Linked DNA regions of Mus musculus: region 1 is linked to region 2. The links are chromatin loops, found by intact Hi-C in ENCODE. Cell type or tissue: heart. All regions are shown on one strand. Each heading gives the region's core, and the rest is flanking DNA. Links, peaks and the distances in the headings are about the cores only.

Region 1 (2,920 bases), core at 235-2,734, 69 kb before region 2:
GAGTAATTAATAATGAACAGAGACGTATTGCTCACTGGATAGAGGCTGCGGAATCTAAACACAAGATGGCTACATCTGGCTCAGGGTTTCCAGCTGCTTCCCCACATAGCAGGATAAGTTAATCAAAAAGGAGGGTGAGCCCCATGCATGTCTCCACATATTAGAAGAATAAAGGAGAGAGCACCGATGTTCATAAGCCCTTTTATAGCCATGTAACTTATTAAGTAGGGCAGATGACATGTTCAAGGCCTAATCACTCCTCAGTGCCCGGTGGTCTCCCAGTGGGGATCACATTTCCAACATGGGAAAGTTGAATGACACATTCAGGTCAGGGCAGAGTGGAGACCACACATCCATGGGGAGTAGTGTCCTTACAAGAGGAGATGCCAGGGAGTCTTGTCATCCTCATTCTCCCGTTGAGAATGTGCGCAGAGAAAAGGTTGTCATGGTGTTATCAATGTGACTGCCTCTGGAATCAACTAAAACAGACACTTCTGGGCGGTCCTTTGCGGAATTATCTGTTGATTATTTGAAGCAGGAAGAGCCATCCTAAATGAAGGTGGCACCCTCCTGGTGGTAGTCTACATAAAAGGATTGTGGTGTAGTTGGGAAAACCGTCCTTTGCCTGCTTGTGCTCACTGGGAAACGCATCTGCTATTGTCTTAGAACAAACTTCTTTCGGCTTCCAACTTAGATGGAAGACCAGCATCTCTGCTGCAATCTTCCAGGCCTTCACTGCTGAGACATCCCGCCTCATGGACTGAGGAACTAATGAATTCTTGGCTTCTCTACTGTGAGACAGCCACTGTTGGACCATGGGGGCCCCATCCTATAAGCCAGTCTAATTAATCCCTTTTTAATATCTATGTCTTTTTTCTATCGGTTCTGTTCCTTTAGAGAACCTTAGCTAACGCTGCGTGAGAAAGTCTCTCTGCCAGAGAGAAAGCCCTTGTCAGAAACCAGATCTGCTGGCATTTGATCCCAGATATCAGATCTGGGAGAAAACACATCTTTGCTGCTTAAGTCACACAGCCTGTAATATTTTATCATGCAAATCAGAGCAGACAAATACAGGTCCATTCTCTATTTCCAAAGGTTGGCTTTGTTCTTAGTACTCAGGTCACAGTCTACATCCTGGTGACATCCTCCTAGTTCCTTCATTGTAGGAATCTCTGCCTACCTGGGGACAGTTGAAAGGACAGAATCTAAGGCAGACCACTTCTCTGGAGCTTCTTTGGGTCCCATTTCTCTTGTAAGACATTCATTTATCTCCCAGTGAGCCTCAGAAATTACTTTATCCTTCTAATAACCAGCTGGTTCCTCTAAAATGACCCAGGAAAATGAAAGCTTTCCCAACCCAACAGGAAACATAACCCTTGGGTAGCAAGGAAATGGAAAATCTGATTGTCCCTATGAAACAACTCGGCTTTTTATTTGTTTAAGCTAATTTGCTTGAAGCTGGAATAATTGCCCAGCAATACCGTGTGTATAGACTAATAAATAAAAGGATGTTATTTTCTCCTGGGCATTGTTTAGAGGTAGCAGGCAATGAGGGTTAGAGAATCTTTAAAATCCTTTTTCCTCAAAATTAGTTTTGAATTGTCATTATTGTGTCCAGGTTCAGTCTTTGAAAGTTTTCTTTACAAGTGCAAAACAAAGCGAAATATGAATAATAAAAATTGAAAATGTAAACCAAGCAATTTTAAAAAGCATACTTAGGAAAACACTAAGAGGAGAGGGCAAACATAACTTACTGACAGTGATGGTTGCCTTCCTCTCTGTTTGCATTTTGAGTCAGGCACAATTCTAAGCATCTATAATAAATGCTTCTTTTATCGTCTAATCAATGAATCTTGAAAACAGGTGGCAAGCAGGAATTTATAACATTCTAAGAATTTTGCAAAAGAAAATAACCTTTGCATGGTAAAGTAGGTGGTTGAAACTATCACACACTCATTGAAGAGAGTCAAGGAGAAATAGCAGTGTTCAGAGAATACAAAGACCAACATTCTATAGGTTCCACTTCTGTGCCTAATCCTGACTTTAGCAAGTGATTTTTTTTAAATTTTTAATATTCTTTATGACATATTTTCCTCAATTATATTTCCAATGCTATCCTAAAAGTCCCCCATATCCTCCCCCCCCCACTTCCCTACCCACCCATTCCCATTTTTTTTGGCCCTGGTGTTCCCCTGTACTGGGGCATATAAAGTTTGTGTGTCCAATGGGCCTCTCTTTCCAGTGATGGCTGACTAGGCCATCTTTTGATACATATGCAGCTAGAGACAAGAGCTCCGGGGTACTGGTTAGTTCATAATGTTGCACCTACAGGGTTGCAGATCTCTTTAGCTCCTTGGATACTTTCTCTAGCTCCTCCATTGGGGGCCCTGTGATCCATCTAATAGCTGACTATGAGGATCCACTTATGTGTTTGCTAGGCCCTGGCCTAGATTAACAAGAGACAGCTATATCTGGGTCCTTTCAGCAAAATCTTGCTAGTGTATGCAATGGTGTCAGCGTTTGGAAGCTGATTATGGGGTGGATCCCTGGATATGGAAGTCTCTAGATGGTCCATCCTTTCGTCATAGCTCCTAACTTTGTCTCTGTAACTTTTTCCATGGGTGTTTTGTTCCCAATTCTAAGAAGGGGCAAAGTGTCCACACTTTGGTCTTCATTCTTCTTGAGTTTCATGCATTTAGCAAATTGTATCTTATATCTTGGGTATCCTAAGTTTTGGGCTAATATCCACTTATCAGTGAGTACATATTGTGTGAGTTCCTTTGTGATTGTGTTACCTCACTCAGGATGATGCCCTCCAGGTCCATCCATTTGCCTAGGAATTTCATAAATTCATTCTTTTTAATAGCTGAGTAGTACTCCATTGTGTAAATGTGCCACATTTTCTGTATCCATTCCTCTG
Region 2 (2,920 bases), core at 256-2,755:
CGTTTTACCTGACTTATCTTCTAACCCCACTGCCTGCTGGTCAGTGGGTAGTTGGTGAATAAAGTGAGTGGATGAATGGATGAATGGATGGATGGATGGATGGATGGATGGAGCATGGATTAACACTTTCTCTGAGTAAATGAAGATTTGCATAAAGATTGCTTAGCTATGATAATTAATCTTGATTTTTCAATTTGATTATATTGAGAGTTACCTAAAAGACAAGTAAAAGGTCTGGAGAAAATTAAACAGTGAAAACCTCGGATATGAATGGGCTGTCTCCCCGATGCCCCATATAATGGCGCTATTGGGCGGTGGCAAAGGAAAGGGGTGCAGCCTTACTGGTGGAGGCAGGCCATTGAGGATATGTCCTTTTACAATGTTTCTCCTTAGTCTCTTCTAATTTCCCTTCTTTCTGAGTACCAGCCACCATGGGCGAGCTGCACTGTTCCATCAAGTCTGCCAAGGGATGGGCAGACAAACCTTTATGTTGTTTTCAAGACTTTGCGTCTCATCCTTGCAGAAGCAGCTGATGCATATGCATTGTGCTTCAGCTGCCTCATTTTCATAATTAACTCACCTCAGCTGCAGACTTTTCACACATGACTCCCAGAGAACCAACTAGAAAACTAGATTTTTGTCATCCTCTGTGACTCCGTGTCATGGATTTCTGCAGGCCAAATGGCTTGCCGCTGCCAGGATCCAAGCTCTTATAGAGAAAGTAGCTTTTCCTGGGAGGCTGAACCTCTCTGAAGTCTGTGCTATGTTTATTTATCAGTAGTGCCTCTGGCCTGGATACTGTGATAGCCAAGTCTAAGCCAGATGAACATTTTTTTATCAGATAGTAACCTCATTCTTCATGATTGGTTTATACCACCTTTGAATCTAATTATTTGCCTGGAAGAGCCAAAGGTGAGGGAGGGAATCCTGATTAACATTATGTGGAGTTTGACAATACCAAGTCTTTGTGCACACATTCAACATAGAGGCTACTTTACTACTAGAAGCACAAACCACTCTGCATTTTGTTTCTCTGTAACACTCAATGTTTAGGAAATTGATGAGCATGTAAGAAAAAAACAAAAAACAAAACTAGGGATGAAGCTTAGTGGTAGAGAGCTTGCCTGTAATGCAGGAGATGCTAGGTTGAATCCGCAGTCACACGAGTGTATACACACACACACACACGCATGCAAATGCTGTGCACAAATTTGTTAGTTACTAAGCTAGGCCATTTGGGAAATAGCAGTTCTGGAAGCCTATGGCAGGAAATTAGGTTTAGAATCCAAGAGAGTGAGCTTTTGGACTGGACGTCATTGGTACAGGGATATCTTTCTGTAAAACAGAAAAAGAAAAAAGAATCGACCGCTTGACCTTTTGACCTTAGGCACCCCTGGGACCACAGAGACTCTGCAGCTGTTGCCTTTCCTGGGCTCGTCACCAAGAAACATAGCTGTGAAGGCCAGTTTTGAAGAAAGAAACAATGTGCTCTTATCCAGAAAGGATGGGCGAGCTGCTTCTCAGGCAAACAGTCCCAGGGCTCCTGTCTTTCAGGGAAATTACTAAACCACAGCCAAACCACAAAAGTCAACTTCTAAAATAGCTTCAGACAAGTTCTAAAAAAAAGTAATTAAAGGGACATCAGAGTTCTTAGAGCCCACCCCCACCTTACTCCCCATCCCCAACAGCATTCCGCTGTCACTGGAAGACCTGGGAGCATAGGCGGTTGAATCAGTCATACTCAACAGCTGAGCCACGTAGGACTGACGTCAGCAAACGTGTACCATAGATAGAACAAGGTAAATGGAGGAGGGGCACTTTTTTCATAGATCTGACAAGTATTTGCTAAGGCCAGGAGTAAGTGCCACACATTGTCCTCGCACACTTGATCACTGCCCTTATGAGATTCAGTCTTGTGAAGAAAACAATCCCATGAACAGTGGGTAGTTATAATCATGATAAGAATAGCAATGCTATTTGACCATCTATGAAAAGAGGGATTGTCTCAGTCGGGGGATTTAGGTGAGATGGCTTAAAATAAAAGAAATTTTAGTTAAGTTCTTAGAAAAGCTGAGTCTTGATCAGCTAGATAGTAAATGAGAAGAAGTATTCTAGTAGGAAACTGTACACATAAAGGCCTCACAGAGATAACATGGCTCATGAAAGGGAGGGTAGATGACTTAACAGTGGGAGGTAGAGGGGTGACTGTGTAGTTACTTTCACAAGTCAAATCTTCAGGGCTCCAAGATGGGAAAGGTAATATACACAATACAATCAAATTGTCATTTGAAAAGATCAGATGTGGGCTGGAGAGATGACTCAGTGGTTAAGAGCACTGACTGTTCTTCCGAAGGTCCTGAGTTCAAATCCCAGCAACCACTTGGTGGCTCACAACCATCCGTAATCAGATCTGACAGCCTCCTCTGGTGAGTCTGAAGACAGCTACAGTGTATTAGATATAAATAAATCGCTTGAGCTGGATTGACCAGAGCAAGTGGGGCCAGAGCAAGCAGGGCCATGTACTCATATACATTAAATAAATAAATAAATAAATAAATAAATAAATAAATAAATAAATATCAGGTGACTTAGTCATTGACATCACTTCCCCCAGGGGAGCATCTCAGACCAGTTATTCATGAGGAAGTTGAGTCCAATGTTTGGATTATGGACCCCAGATCTTGGACACAATGAACCTTGCAGGATCTAAGTATCTACCGTATCTTACCTATCTCTTGGTACTTCTCCTCTACATTCCAAAATGCGTACCAGGCAACTCCTTTAAATCCTAATCTCTTCCCTCTGGCCCCTGGCCTTCAAGCAAAATATAGAGCCTTAATCTGTATCCCATTTTTACTTTCAGCCCCATGAAGTACGAATTTAGAAAAATGAAGTAAAAATCTTTCATACAGCTCAGTGA

What was found. A loop is a pair of places that touch in the nucleus more often than their neighbours do. Peaks named below come from ENCODE experiments on the same cell type or tissue, not always from the same donor. Only the 100,000 strongest peaks of a DNase experiment are listed, where the experiment ranks them.
Region 1: a loop joins it to region 2, with 2.7 times the contacts of the local background. A loop is called at or near these places in 4 of 42 quality-filtered maps.

Annotation. Positions count from the first base shown.
Region 1 is chr1:80,085,989-80,088,908 of GRCm38, reverse strand. No RefSeq gene overlaps it. Among named protein-coding and RNA genes, the nearest start is that of Gm23934, 48 kb to the left of the region's middle. In heart, for the core only: no CTCF peak of the experiment used is centred there; no DNase peak of the experiment used is centred there.
Region 2 is chr1:80,017,363-80,020,282 of GRCm38, reverse strand. No RefSeq gene overlaps it. Among named protein-coding and RNA genes, the nearest start is that of Gm33970, 20 kb to the left of the region's middle. In heart, for the core only: no CTCF peak of the experiment used is centred there; a DNase peak (open chromatin) is centred at 1,412.